Regions from separate parts of the Homo sapiens genome. Here region 1 is linked to region 2. A link is a loop called in an ENCODE intact Hi-C map of the cell type or tissue named here. Cell type or tissue: CD4-positive, alpha-beta T cell. All regions are shown on one strand.

What was found. A loop is a pair of places that touch in the nucleus more often than their neighbours do. Peaks named below come from ENCODE experiments on the same cell type or tissue, not always from the same donor. Only the 100,000 strongest peaks of a DNase experiment are listed, where the experiment ranks them.
Region 1: it touches region 2 in a loop (2.5-fold over the local background); 6 of 110 quality-filtered maps call a loop at or near these places.

The regions. Positions count from the first base shown.
Region 1 is chr6:87,828,340-87,836,339 of GRCh38, reverse strand. The region is part of intron 2 of LOC101928911 (a long non-coding RNA gene); the gene reads right to left. Among named protein-coding and RNA genes, the nearest start is that of AKIRIN2, 130 kb to the right of the region's middle. In CD4-positive, alpha-beta T cell, CTCF peaks have their summits at 3,999 and 4,199; a DNase peak (open chromatin) is centred at 4,199; H3K4me3 peaks cover 779 bases; H3K27ac peaks cover 515 bases.
Region 2 is chr6:87,404,893-87,412,892 of GRCh38, reverse strand. It overlaps CFAP206 (cilia and flagella associated protein 206), which reads right to left and starts at 4,921. Exons shown (of 13, transcript NM_001031743.3): 1 at 4,804-4,921; 2 at 2,946-3,058; 3 at 2,225-2,308. The coding sequence starts at 3,053. In CD4-positive, alpha-beta T cell, no CTCF peak of the experiment used is centred here; DNase peaks (open chromatin) are centred at 4,242, 4,462 and 4,762; H3K4me3 peaks cover 1,774 bases; H3K27ac peaks cover 725 bases.

The DNA.
Region 1 (8,000 bases), 420 kb before region 2:
TCACAAAGTAATAATCATAGACATACTGAATATGTACTTAGGTAAAAATTAAAATATAATTACATCAGGAAGATTCGAGAAAGAAAGGAGGGTAAAAATAAGCAGAAGTCCTCACTATATGTACTAAACTTGGTAAATGAAGAAATAATAGGATATTAATCATGTTTTTAAATATGGAGGCAAATTTCAAAATAAGCTGCTAGTGAAAACTGAAAGTAGCTCCTCTTGACAAGGACAAAGGAGTTGAGGGTGAGTAGAGAAAGCATCATTCATTCTGTTTTTATGCTATTTAGCACTATTTCATTTGTAGAATATTTGCATGCAATATTTGCATAGTACACCTTAATAAAAATTACTTTAAAAATTAGAGTAACCCATATGGAATATGTATATTAAATAGTATTTTCAATAATAGTTAATAATATAGGAAAATATTCAAAATAGGGTGTTAAGTGAAACAGGGAGAATAAAAGTGGGTAAAATTTTTATAGCAAATATAGATATTTAGATAAATTTAGCAAATTCCAAACATGCATCTCTCTTGTTAGTTTAAAATCTAACCAGTGGCAGGGCGTGGTGGCTCATGCTTGTAATCCCAGCACTTTGGGAGACCAAGGTGGGAAGATTATCTGAGGTCAGGAATTCAAGACTAGCCTGGCCAAGATAGCGAAACCCTGTCCCTACTAAAAATACAAAAAAAATTAGCAGGGCATGGTGGTGCATGCCTGTGATCCCAGCTACTTGGGAGGCTGAGACATGAGGATTTCTTGAACCCAGGAGGCAAAGGTTGCAGTGAGCTGAGATTATGCCACTGCACTCCAGCCTGAGTGGCAAAGCGAGACTCCGTCTCAAAAAAAAAAAAATTCTAACCAGGCATGGTGTCTTACACCTGTAATCCCAACACTTTGGGAGGCTGAGACAGGCAGATCACTTGAGGCCGGGAGTTCGAGACCAGGCTGGCTAACATGGCAAAATCCTCTCTCTTCTAAAAATACCAAAATTAGCCAGACATGGTGGCATGCACCTGTAGTCCTAGCTACTCGGGAAGCTTAGGCAGGAAAATCGCTTGAACCAGGAAGGCAGAGGTTGCAGCAAGCAGAGGTCTCATCATTGTACTCCATCCTAGGCAACAGAGCAAGACTCTTTCTCAAAAAACAAATAAAAAAATTAGATGGAAATACATCAAAATACCTTTTAAAAATACATCAAAAGTAAATCTCATTGTATGATAAACTAAGGGCTACTTTAATCTAATTTTTTATGTTTTTCTATTTTTTTAACCACCCACAATGAGATATGTTACTTTCTTAGGCAAGAAGTGAACTTTTTAAGAACTTTTCAGACCTTCAATTACAATGGAAATTGCCAAATTGAAGTCAGGATTCTGATGTGCCCCAGACTACAGCAACCTGAAGGATACAAATTGGGTGGCATTAGGCCGTAACCTTCCTTATGCTGATTTTCACCCTGCCTGCTATAGTAGGACTCCTCTTCTGCAGAGAAGCCCCACCCACCCAAAATTTCTGGGTGTTCTTAGAGGCTGTCTCCAATGTCCTCATGAACAATCCTCTCTGGAGTGTCTGCCAGGGACCTCTGCCACCCAGCAGAAGCCCTGGGGACCTGGAGGTGATAGTATTGACCTGCGGTCTCTGGAGCTATCAATCCTCCAAAATCTCAGCCCTACACCCATCATGGGCTACAATCTATCTAGGGGCTATAAAAGCAATTCTGCCGAGACCTTGGGGTCTTATAGATATTTAGGTGAAATATCTCTAACACACACACAAACACAGACACACACACACAAACACACACACAAACCCCACTGCAGGAATCAGGACACAGAACTGGGCCAAAGTGACAGATGCTGTGTCTTGCCTCTGCTTCTTCCCTGGGGCTTCAGGGTAGAGCCAGACATGTCAGCCTGACTCTGTCTTCCTTAAGTTTAGCTCAACTTCTTTCCTTGGGGGCTCCTTGGTGTGTCCGTGAAACAAATTTAGTTGGGCTGCCCTACAGAACTGTGGAAATGCCCAGTCATGTCTGATTTCCACAGGAGAACATAGATAGGTGCTATTATGTACCCACATTTTATAGATGAAGACACTGTGACACGGAGAAGTTGAATAAGTTGCTCAAGGTCACACAGCTAGTGAAGTAGCGGCCTGGATTCAGGACAAGTGTTCTCACCTACTATACTGCACTGACTTGGCAGCATAGAGTGGAGCCTCTAACTCTGTGCCAGGCACCGTGTGACTACAGAGAGACCACTGCCCTCAGAAATTTTACCGTCTACTGATAACAACAACCACAGCTACAGATATTTGATGGGAAATTGTAAGAATAATCTTATGCCTCCTTCAAGTCCCAACTAAATTAGCACCTCTTCCGTGTTAAGTGTCAGCCCTTCCATCCAAGTGCCATCCCAGCAATGAACCTTCCTGGAGTCCCCCAGTCAGGATTGAATCTCATCCTCTTTCATACTCCCACAACATTTTAACTGTAGAAAACATAACACTGTCCAAGTGATTAATTTTACTTTCTCTCATTGGAACATAAGCTCTGTAAAGACAGGACCTCATCTAGCTGACCCTAATGTTTGCTGCAGTACTCACCAAAGCACCTTGCAGAGAGTCAATAATATATCTTTGTTGAGTTGCATTGACATTGTGCTGAGTGCTTAGTGGGCAGGCAATGATTGTTGATTGATTATGAAGTGGTGAACAATGCCTGTAAAAGACCTCTTCACAGAAGGCCCTGTAGCATAAAGTATTAGGTTGAACTCTGTAAAATGGCCATTTTTATAAGCCAAATTGTTCAAATATTGACAATTTCACACGAGCCAATTCAACATAAGAAAAATAACCTGGCGGGGCATGGTGGCTCATGCCTGTAATCCCAGCACTTTGGGAGGCCAAGGTGGGAGGATCACCTGAGATCAGGAGTTTGAGACCAGCCTGACCAAGATGGAGAAACCCCGTCTCTACTAAAAATACAAAAAGTAGCCAGGTGTGGTGGTGGGCACTTGTAATCCCAGCTACTCAGGAGTCTGAGGCAGGAGAATCACTTGAACCTGGGAGGCAGAGGGTGCAGTGAGCCAAGATCATGCCACTGCACTCCAGCCTAGGTGACAGAACGAGACTCTGTCTCAACAAAAAAAAAAAGAAAAGAAAAGAAAAATAATCTAACCGGAATAGCCAATAAACCCTGGAAAGTGTTCCCTTGGAAGGTTTTGAAATCTCCCTTCTTGGATATCTTTTATAATCTTCCTACAGCTCTTAATATTAGGTTGGTATAAAGTAATGGCAAAATCTGCAATTACTTTTGCACCAATCCAATACTGTTTTTTTGAAATATCTAAAAAGTTCAAATTTTAAACTATAAACCTTCAAATAGCCCAAAGCCCAAATAACAGAGATGAAACTTGATTCTGACGACTTTGGTGAGCCATGAGACTCTAGGGTCATGAGAACGGGGCCAATTGCCAACAGGCCACCAGAAGAGAAAGTGGTTTACCTAGCTGAGTATCTCCCATTCTTGGCCAAAAAGGAGGCTGAGACACTCTGGGGCCTGAAAAATTGGAATTTCTATGTGCAGTAAATCCTTCTGTTCCCTGGCACCCTTTAGCAGATTGATCTGCCTGTATATTGATGTTTTGGGTGCCATCCTGACCTTTGGAAAGGATGTCAATAGTTGGGGGTTAGTCCAATAGATGAGAGTGTTCTGGAACTGGCAGCTTTCTTTTGTGTGACTGGAGCCTCTGGAACTGGAGGCAGCAAAGGTAGCTGACAATGTAATTTATCTACATTTCACCTGGAAACAGTAACATGTCTTTGAGCTCCCTGGAGACCCTAGTCTGGAAAAAGGCCCAAGATACCTGTCAGACCAAACAATGCCTATCATATTTTATTACATGGCATGAAACGTAAGACTTTATGCTCCATTAGCAGAAGGTTTCATTTTCACTCCAGGAAGGTAGTTCAACATTACAACATCTTATCTTGTTCTTTCTTGTGTTTTTAATATAAACGGCCTTAAAATTTCCCACTTCATCCCCTACACCCACTGCCCCAGGCATCTAGAAGCTATATTATCAGATTTTACAGTCTGAGATAATGTGTCATTGTGAGATTCCCAATATATACGTGGTGTGTATTTTTTAAAAAAAATAAAACTACGGCCTGATAAAAAGAAGAAGTTTGCTCTCTAGTGGCTGACTTATAAAAGGCTCTGAAAACCACACAATAGGTTATCTTAGAAAAGGAGGACGTCTAACAGCGATATCTATGTAACAAGGTCTGAGTAATCATTTTGTTTTTATTGATTTTTTAAATTTTCTTTACACTGAAAAACTACATGATAGCAACTATTTGTGGATAGCTTTTCCTATTAAAAAATTTTATATCATTAAGCTAATTTCAATTCTAAATTCTGAGAGCAGCAATTAGGTTTCTGGTGTTATATTAGCCTACCGTACCTTTAGAAAGCTCTATGGATTGGTTTAATACTGTATCATTAATGTCTATTACAGACACATTGCTAAATAATATAATATCATTAGAGCTTTTTAAGCCATTTTTAGCTCTTTGCAGAAAGATTATATAAATTCAGAGAGAAACAGTATAATTATGAATATGATCCTAATTAATATCATTTTATTATTCCTTTTTCTACAGAAACTAAATTTATAAAATTTTACTATGATATGAATTATAAAGCAAGGAAAAGATTTATCCTGGGTGCTTTTCTTTTTAGCTCCCCCTTCCCCACTCTGTTTTACTTTCCCATTTTATTCTCCCACAAATCCATTCCTTTCTCCCCAAGTCTATACTATTTTTTTCACTCTCTTCAGTATCCTTCATCAGATAGTAGAAAACTGACAACATCACTGGTCCCTGAAGTTCCAGCCTTTGTTTCAAAAAAAAAAAAAAGAAGAAGAGGTTACCTAGGAAGTTTTCTACCTCCTGCACAGTAACAAATACTTTAAGGAATTTTCAGATCCATAAATATTTTTATTCTTACTTTATCTGTGGGAAAGAAACCATATAGCATAAAAGAGGCTTGAGCTTTTCAGGAGGTCAGTACTACAGCGGAAATAATGCACTAAAGAATGCAAAGAAGAGGGTTTTATGGGCTCAGGGACGCGGACATGGGGCAGTGCAAAAGGTTATTAAGAAAGGGAGTGATGCAATCTGATTTACATTTTTGAAAATTATTCTGGATGCTGTGTGGAGGAAGTACCATAACAAGCACAACAGTAGAAACAGGGAAACTTCTTTGGAAATGACTGTAGTCTTACAGGCAATAAAATATAGTTGCATGGACAAGGGTGATAACAGTAGTATTGTAAAAAGGGAATGGGGCCAGGTGCGGCAGCTCAAGCTTGTAGTCTCAGCACTTTGGGAGGCTGAAGCAGGTGGATCACTTGAGCCCAGGAGTTCAAGACCAGCCTGGGCAACAGAGAGAAACCCCATCTCGACAAAACACAAAAAAATTATCCAGGCATGGTGGTGGGCCCCTGTAGTCCCAGATACTCAGGAGGCTGAGGCAGGAGGATTGCTCAAGCCCAGGAGGTGGAGGTTGCAGGGAGCCAAGATCTCGCCACTGCACTCCAGCCTGGGTGATGGGAGTGAAACTCTGTCTCAAAAATAAATAAATAAAGGAATGAATTTCCAATTTATTTTAGAAGTATAAATGGTAACAGATTAGAGGTGGGCATGGAGTGTGACTTTTGACTGAGCTACTAAGTGGATGCAATACCACTTACCGGAATTAGAAAGGCTGTGAGGAAGGCATGTTGGGAGGGGGTGGCAGTGAGAATAATTTCTGTTTGTGTTGCTCATGGCTCAGTTTGCTATGTCTATTCAGGAGAAGATGTCAGGAGACATCTGCACAAACAAGATCTCTTCTTGTTAGAAATCTGGAGATTAGGGGAGAGGTTAGGGCTATTGATTTATACTTAGAAGTCTTCAAGGCCAGGTGCAGTGAATCAGGCCTGTAATCTCAGCACTTTGGGAGGCCAAAGTGGGAAGATCACCTGAGCCCTGGAGTTTGAGGCTGCAGTGAGCTGTGATAGCGTCACTGCACTCTAGCCTGGGTGACAGAGAGAGACCCTGTCTCAAAAGAAGAGGAAGAGGAGGAGGAGGAAGAAGGAGGAGGAGGAGGAGGAGGGAGGAGGAGGAAGAAGGAGGAGGAGGAGGAGGGAGGAGGAGGAAGAAGGAGGAGGAGGAGGAAGAAGGAGGAGGAGGAAGAGGAGGAGAAGGGAGAGGAGGAGGAAGAGGAGGAGAAGGGAGAGGAGGAGAAGGGAGAGGAGGAGAAGGGAGAGGAGAAGGAGGAAGGAGGAGGAGGAGAAGGGGAAGGAGAAGGAGGAAGAAGGAGGAGGAGGAAGAGGAGGAGAAGGGGGAGGAGAAGGAGGAGAAGGAGGAGGAGAAGGAGGAACAGGAGGGGGAGAAGGTGGAGGAGGAGGAAGAAGAAGAAGAGGAGGAGGAGGAAGGAGAAGACAAAAAAACAAGAAGGAGAAGAAGGAGGAGGAGGAGGAAGAGGAGAAGAAAAGGAGGAGGAGGAAGAGGAGGAGGAAGAGGAGGAAGTCTTCAAGATATAAGTGATATTTAAAGATGAGATCCTCAAGGAGAGAATTTGGATAAAGAAGAGAAGAGGCCTGGGTCTGACCCTAGGGCACAGGCAATTGAAACAGAGAAGGGAGGAAGGGTGAGTCAGGAAGCATAAGTGGCCAGCAACAGAAAGGAGAGCAGAAGACAAGTGAGGCAACCCTGGAGAGAGGTCGGCAAGAGGAGGACACAGAAGACATCAAAGCTGGCAATGCAGAGGTCACAGGTAACCTTGACAATAGCCCCTTCAATGGAGTGATGGGGACAGAAGCCCATCTTATTCTGGCACTAACCCAGCATATGGGCCAACAGAATTCTTTCTCGGTGCAAATACGCAAGACAGAAAAGAACTAGTAATTGACGCAAAGTATCTGGGAGACTTTTCTTTTGATAGATAGTTAAATCGACTCAACTTTTTATACGAAATCATCCTCTTTGAACCCTTTTAAAGTCAAATTAGGCAGGGAAAGGGATTCTTGGATGTCAGAAATCGAGTTATATACCATTGCACAAAGTAAATCATCTTCCCCACAGAATAGATAATGAAGTAAAAGGAAACTGAGGGCCGGGCGCGGTGGCTCACGCCTGTAATTCCAGCACTTTGGGAGGCCGAGGCGGGCGGATCACGAGGTCAGGAGATCGAGACCATCATGGCTAACACGGTGAAACCCCATCTCTACTAAAAATACAAAAAAAAATTAGCCGGGCGTGATGGCAGGCTCCTGTAGTCCCAGCTACTCGGGAGGCTGAGGCAGGAGAATGGCGTGAACCCGGGAGGCGGAGCTTGCAGTGAGCCAAGATAGCGCCACTGCAGTGCGGCCTGGGTGAAAGAGCAAGACTCCGTCTCAAAAAAAAAAAAAAAAAAAAAGGAAACTGAGATACAGGATAAAATAAGTAGAGAAGGGGAAATTCGACCTAGCAAATGTAAAAAGACACAAGGAAGAGAGAAGGAGAGGGGAAAAAAAAGAGGAAAAAAGAAGATATAAATATGAAAGGAAAGAAGTAGAGGTGGAGTTTTTATCCTTTAGGCATACCTCAAAATGAAATTTGAACCATCTGTCAATCTCAGAGGAAACAGTACCAGACAGAATAAATATGGAAAACATTTCTACTTCAGACCATAGGCCAAGGACTGGGGAACAAGGGAAGGGAGGAGCACATTAAAGGTGAGGCAGGCAGTTAGTGAGGAAACAGGGCATGATTACTTGCTTTTTCGCACTCCTGTAATGGGTCTTTGTTCAATTCACATTGCAGTTTATGCAATGTAATGCCCAGTAATTATATGATGTTGAAGACTACTGGGCTTCACTGTCAATGCTTGTTTGTGCCAACTCCACGGACCTTAGAGGCTCTTGAAGATACCACCAGTAAACGATGGTCAAGCAGGGGTGATGC
Region 2 (8,000 bases):
ATGTCAGGAGTTCGAGACCAGCCTGGTCAACATGGTGAAACCCGTCTCTACTAAAAATACAACAATTAGCCAGGCATGGTGGCACACACCTGTAGTCCCAGCTACTCGGGAGGCTGAGACAGGAGAATCGCTTGAGAACCCGGGAGGTGGACATGGCAATGAGCCAAGATCATGCCACCGCACCCCAGCTTGGGGGACAGAGCGAGACTCTGTCTCAAAAAATAAAATATAATTAAATTAAATTAAATTAAAATTAAAAAGCTGCTGCAACCACCCCCCTCTCTTCACAAAATTTCTCTGGTTCTACCCTTGATATTTCTTCTCCTGGTCTGTTTTCTCCTATGAGCCCCCACATAGATGGCTCATTCCCCTTCTCTGCCTTGCCTCTTTATATTGAATATCAACCTCAGTTTTTCTTTCCTTCTCTCATCTCTACTGGTCACCTCCCTCCCCCACTTCCTTCACTGCTCACTCTGTAGGCTGAATATACTGCAGCTGGCAGGCACTTGGCAGCATCACTCTCAACCCATCTCCCTGAGCACCAGCCCTGCTTTCCTGGGAGGAGGGAGGGGAGAATGCAAGACTGAGGATTGGACACTATGTCTTTGCAGAAGCCTGTGCACCTGGATCCCTCCACATACAGAAGTACTGTTCTAAAATGCACACTTAAAAAAATAGCTCATCCACATGATTTTTAGTTGAGAAAAAAATTGTCACTTGAATATAACATATGTTGTTAGTTTATGTACCTGTCGTACTAAAAGTATATTGGCTTGATTCTTTCCAACTTAGTTGAGTTGGGGAATTGGGGGGAATGGAAAACTCTTCTTGGGTCATGACAAGGAGAACAACTTATTTTCTGCCCCTCCTGGATTCTCTTCCACGGCTTTCCAATAAAATTTCTGACTGCCACAATCACTTCCCCTATTGCTAAGAACAAGCTTTATACCATCTTTTCTCTGCATCCTCACCAATATCTGTTATGTTTTTACTTTTTAAAGATATTCTAACTGGTGTAAGATTGTATCTCATTGTCAGAATAGAAAATCCAGACACAAAGCCACATACCTGCAGTCAGGTGATCTTTGACAAAGTCAACAGAAACATACACTGGAGAAATGACATCCTATTCAATAAATGGTGCTGGGAAAATTGGATTACCATATGCAGAAGAATGAAACCCATCCCAATGTCTCACCATATACAAAAATTAACAACTCAAGATTGATTAAAGACTTAAATGTAAGACCTGAAACTATAAAAATAACAGAAAAAAACCTAGGGGGCTGGGCATTGGCCTACGCAAAGAATTCATGACTTAAAAGTAAATGCAACAGAAATAGACAAATTGGATTTAAATAAACTAAAAAGCTTCTACACATCAAAATGAATAATCAACAGAGTGAAAAGACAGCCTGCAGAATGGGAGAAAATATGTACAAACTATGCATCTGACAAAGGACTAATATTCAGGATCTACGAGGAACTCAAACAACTCGACAACAACAAATAACCCCATTATAAAGTGGGCAAAGGCCATGAATAGATATTTTTCAAAAGAAGACATACAAATCGCCAAAAAGCATGAAAAAAATGCTCAACATCACTCAGCATTAGAGAAATGCAAATTAATTTAGTTCTATTTAACTTCACAGTATATGACGAACTAGTTAATGTTTGCAATGTAAGACATTAGTAACAAGGTTTCACTAAAATACTGTAGCAGATGCTGCTACCTGCCCAATTTCCCTGCCCTTCCTTCCTTACTAACAGAGCCTCAATTTGGATTGGGGCAAGGATTTATTCATCTAAGAAAGAAAAAAGAAGTGAAATGTCCCTGGGTCACTTACAATATCATTCTGGTCAATAAATGTTAAGTAGATGGGAGGGATTCTGGGAAAATTATTATTTTCTGGATAGAAGGTGATAGACCCAATTGGCACACATATTTTGCCCTTTGTCTTTCCCCCTTCTTTCTGCCTAGAGGCAGGGTAGCTATCTTTTGACCACCAGATGACCATATTGCAAGGATGGTGTGCCCCAGGAAGCCAGGAAGAATGGTCTATGTCTCTCCAGATTTTGTGTTATGAGAAAAATATCTCGTGTATACTACTATTTTGTGGGCTTTTGTTTCATGCAGCTGAAGGCAATAATGACTAATACAAATATTGTATTTACAACTGAGAATAAGTAATTGCAAATTTGAGGACTGTTGGGTAATCACCTTAACAAGATTCTGCACATCACTTTTCATGAGGGTTCTATCCATGTTAAAGCCATTACTTGGATCCAGGACAACAGCTTTCACCTAGAAAAAAGTAGGAACGAGTCCATTAACTAGGAAAGAATCCATTAAGCAATTTTATTTCATATTATTAGCTTAATATGTTTCCATTTTTTAAACAACTACCTCTTGATTACGTTGGGGTTGGTTTTCCAACTATTCTTCTTATTACTGAACTCATCAGTACCCTTGTTAGAGGTTGAAAAAAGGAAGCAACAAACATCAAACTTGAATATGGTGCTAGAAAAGTTATATGGGGAAATAAGTTGAAAGCAATGGCTAGGTTTTCAATTGGGAAACTATGGCATATTTTATTGTATTTTTATTGTGTATTGTTAACCAAAAGCAAGAACAGAGAAACCACAGCAATGAGTAATTTTTAACAACGGCAAACAAAAATACACGTCAAAAAATTCCCACACAGGAGAACATTATTGATGTTTCCAAAACTCATCAAGGTCTTCTAAATGTCTCTATAAATCTAGAACTCACATGCTCTATAAACTTTTTAAAAATGTTTTCACAAATTTGTCCAATTATCTCGTTATGCTTCAACTGAAAAACATTTATGAAAGCCTCACAGAATTTAAAGGGGAAAATGGACACCACATCTTAAAAAACCTCTTAATAAAACAGTAATCACAAAAATATTTCTTCTTACCATAAAAGCAATCAGAGTTTCAGAAACAATCTCTCCATGGGCTGCACATTCTTGTCCTATTTCTCGTATAATACTCCTTATAACACTTTCGGCCTGAGTTGGAGGCATTCTGGCTAAATAAAACAACAATTTTTTTTAAAAAAACCGTGGTTTTATGCAAATTTATTTTTTTCCTCTTTTGATTTCTGCAATATTGTATTTGTAAACAGTCATAATATCATCTATTAGCTTATTAGCATTTTTATTAGTATCTAGGCCTCTCCTGTTTTTCATTATTTTTAAAAATGAAGGACTTTATTGAAGACAGACAACGATTGGGATTTCAAATAATTGAAACATTTGATAAATAACATTTTCAATTATTTAAATTATGGTCACTAAACATATATTCCTATCATGATATTCTTAATTAAAAAAAAAAAAAAAGGCTAAGCAGGCTGGGCGCGATGGCTCACGCCTGTAATCCCAGCACTTTGGGAGGCCAAGGCAGGCAGATCACCTGAGGTCGGGAGTTCGAGACCAGCCTGACCAACTCAGAGAAACCCCGTCTCTACTAAAAATACAAAATTAGCCGGGAGTGGTGGCACACGCCTGTAATCCCAGCTACTTGGGAGGCTGAGGCAGGAGAATCGTTTGAACCCGGGAGGCGGAGGTTGCGGTGCCATTGCACTCCAGCCTGGGCAACAAGAGCGAAACTGTGTCTCAGGAAAAAAAAAAAAAGGCTAAGCAGTATTTGTAGGGGAGGGAGGTAAAATTAATGAGAAACCCAAGAGTACAGCTTTAAAAGGAGAAATGCTTATTCCACCACATTCATTAAATGACCCTTCAGAACTGTACTAGAATCTTGGAAAACAATTCTTGCTCAGATCATTAAAATGATCTTTTCCGCACATCTAAAATAGAGTTCAGACTCTCGATAAAAAAAAGCATTTACTATAAGGAAAAAGTGGTAGGTTTTGATCGAGTTTTCTGATTTTCCTGAATATCAGTAACTAAGCACAATGGAAGTTGGCATGTAGAGTATAACAAAGGCAATATCAGGTAGATAAAGCCAACTCCTCAGCATTATTAGCTTTCCAATGGATGAGTACGAAGCACTAGGCATTTTGTCCAGTGAAACCAGATTGCCTGGATTCCATGGTGACCCGACCACTGTCCAGCTGTGAGACCTTGGGCACTTGCTTCACTTCTTTCCAGAGGTGTGAGGACTAAATTAGTCCTGTTTTTAGTGGTTACAACAGTGCGCGGCTTAAGGGAATCGCTTAAAACAGCTTATAATCAGTACTCCAAGATCACAGGCAGCGCATGCGCAAGTGCCAGTCAGTGGGAGAGTCCGTCGCGCTCCGGATCTGTGTGCGCGCTCCGGATCTGTGTGCGCGCTCCGGATCTGTGTGCGCGCTCCGGATCTGTGTGCGCGCTCCGGATCTGTGTGCGCGCTCCGGATCTGTGTGCGCGCTCCGGATCTGTGTGCGCGCTCCGGATCTGTGTGCGCATGCGCGCCGCTGCCGGGTCGCTAGGGACGCGGCTCAGCACCTTCCCTGCACCCACCCTCCAATTACTAAGTCTCCCGAGGTCCGGCTTCTGGGGTAGCCAGTGGAGCGAAACAGAAGCGGGAGGCCTCAGGCACCCGCGCAAAGGCTAGAGGGCAGCCCTGCAGCCCTGGGGTGGCGCCTCCGGCAGGAATGGACCGCTGTTCCAGCTCTGCGGCGGCGCAGCCTAAAGGATCGAGACTGAGAGCTAAGTCTCGACGAGGCAGGACGCGGTCCTCCAGCCGCCCGAGCTCCGCCAGCCGCCCCAAGCTCGCCGCCTGGCGGGGTACGCCTCCGGGTCAAGGGCGCGGAGCCCCGAGTAGGCTGACCTGGATCGGAATCGACAGCAGGAGCCGTGTCTGTCTGCTTCTGTCCTGGGGCCCTCACCGCGACGGTCGGAGCAGTTGGGCGCTCGCAGCCACCGCCGCGTAACCATGGAGATGGAAGGCTCCGGACCAGAGGGGGCGGGGCCAGGTGGGGGTGGGGCGGGGTCCCACTTTGAGGGTCTTTCCCCCAAAAGATGGGCTGGAAAAACTTTAAAAACAAAGGAATTTCAGGCAGAGACATCTTAACCTCCGTGGTTAAGACTGTGAAACACAAGTTCTCGTAAATAAGGATATTAACTTGCTAGCGTGGGAATGATGAGGCGGCTTTGAAAGCGGGGTGGGGGAGAGGGAGGAGCCAGTTGGAGAGGCTGGGAAAACGGAAGGGCTGTATCCTGGGCAAATAGAGTTCTTGTAAAAGTATCTAGTTTTAAAAAACAAAAGTAAAAAGTATCGAGGTTTTATTTCATGTCCCGTTGTTCAAAGGAAGTCTGTAACAGAACGCTCCAAGATGCCCGAAGAGAAAACTGCTCATTCAAGAAGCACATGATAAGAACACATTAGTGTCCGAGTCAAAATAATGAGGTTTTATCCCTTAACGATAATATCGTTAGGCCCACCTTCAGACGTGAAAGTGTGAAAAAGGATTAAATACTCATTAGAAGGAGAGCATCAAACAACAAGGTTTTATTTTTAAACAGTAATTTTTCTCAAACTGCAAACAAATATGCAGAATATGCTTTGCTTAAGGACATTCCCTGATTACTAGGAAATGAATCAACACAAAAACTCAAGAATATACATCATAATATAACACAATTTTATTTCCGCCTTCTAGAAAATGTTCCCGGAATGTGGAAGAAGCTTGTGTAAAAATAGATGTTCAGAGTAACAAGATTTATAATAGCACAGCCTTAGAAATCTAAACACGTTATTTAAGTAAAATATCAGGCAGGTATTTAAAATTATGTTAACAAAAACCTTGTGTTTGTCTTATATTTGTTAAAAGCCAAATGCGAAATTTTTATATAATATGACTTAAACTATATTGACATACATATAATGCACAAAAAGTGTAGGTCAGTTTTTCAAAATCACAGCAAGCAATTAGATCTAAGGATGGAATTATAGGTAAATTACTTTTATTTCTTTATACTTTTCTGTTTTTTCTAGATTTTTCCATAATGAGTATATATTGTCTTATGATCTATAAAACAAAATTTAAAAATACAAGGGAGATGAGACTGGCTATTTGTAGAGAATGAACCCAATTTAGATATACAAATATACTGTAAGTATACAAGGTAAAGCAACCAAAGGACGGTGAGATAGCAAAATTTTAACAGTGGTTGTAACTTTGTAATGGCTTATGGCTGATTTGTCTTCTTTATACTTTAAGATAGCTACCAAAATGTCTTCCATGAGCATATATTATATATTAGAATATTAAATATCTTTTAAGATGGTAAGAATAATACCATCATATTAAGTATAGTTTTAAACTAATGGGCAAATCCTGGCACAAATACTCCCTGAAGTATGTTTGATACTGTTAATTCCTACTTAATGTCAATGTTTTCTTCTCTTTCTGTTACTAATTTAACCCTGTGTTGGGAATGACAGTGTTCTCTTTTAAAAAAAAAAATCTCTCAACCTCTTTCTCAGTGAGAGTGGCCTGTGACATGGTCTAGCCAATGAGATGTAAGTGTAATCACTGGATGAGGTGTCAGGGAAAGCACTTCCATTTTATGTCTATTGCCTTTCCTTTTCTTTCTACTTGAAATGAGAATATGCTGGCTGAAGCTCCAGCAGCCTTGCTGTGAACATAAACATGAGGGTCACATCTTAAGGATGGTGGAACAAAAATGAAAAAGGAACCTGAGTTCCTGGTAACGTCATGGAACAGCCCTATCAGCTTCTTGACTGGCTATCTCCAGACTTTGCATGAGAGAAGATAAACTCCTATTTTATTAAGCTACTATTATTTGGGTTTTTTGCTACATTCAGCCAAACTGAATCCCTGACTGCTACAATGGGTATGACTTTGGAAGTATTATTTAGCGTTTTGTGCTACATTGAATTATTCTCCCTAATCCTTCATGCCTCTTAGCATCCACACCTTTGCCATGGACTTTGGTGGAGTATACTTCCCCAATCCTTGATTTTGAATTTAGCCATGTGACTTGCTTTGGCCAATAGGTTGTGGTGAAGCAACGGTGTGCCAAATCAGATCCAAGATCTTAAAGAGACCCCATATTTCTGCTTTCTCTCTTGTGCCTGTATCATTGCCATGAGAAGTACATACAAAGCAAGCTCTTTGGTCCCAGAATCACATGCATATGGCACAGAATTGCCTGAACCGATCTTTTAGTAAGATGCAGAGATGCCCAACTAGGGCCCAGCCTAGATCAGCCAAACTCCAGTCAACCTGTAGATGTGTGATAATGAATGAGTATTGTTTTAAACCGCTGAGTTTTTGAGTGGCTTATTATACAGTATAAGTGTGGAAAGAGTTCATTTATAAACCTTTCAGTGATTTAAATTTCTCATTTATAAAACAAAACAATGGTATCTATCTCGTGGAGTTGTGAGAGTAAAATGAGATAGCCGTCATGAAGCACTTAGCACAGCATCTGACATAGATAAAAGGATTCATAAATTTTAGAAACTAGTATTTTATGACCTTTATCATGGTTATTATTGACAACATCAACTATGACAATATATTTTATACTCCCATGGTTTATTGGACTTCTAGTCTTTGTAGAACTATTTGTTCCTAGTTTTAACACGGCAGCAATGGCATTTAATTAAAAAACACGGAGGAACCAGAGTGCATCCAGAGAATAAGAAAAATTTTGTCAGAATAAGATAGAGAGAACTGGATATATTTACCTTGAGAAAAAGAAGGCATGAGAACTCTTCTCAGTTTTGTTAAAAGAGAAACCAAGTTTTATGTTGTTTCAAAACACCAGATTACAAATCTACATAAAACAGTCTTAAAATAGAATTGTGATGGAAGTCATCCTAGAAGAAGTGAAACCCATTTTATCAAATGTTTTTTATCTAAAAGCTAAAAGATTGCCTTTAAGAATATTGTAGAATTAATTTCTTCTGATTAAGTATCTTTAATATGTCACAAACTGTTCAACATTTAAAGAGAGAATTATATATTTTTCCTTTTCCTCAGGCTTTAAGAAGTT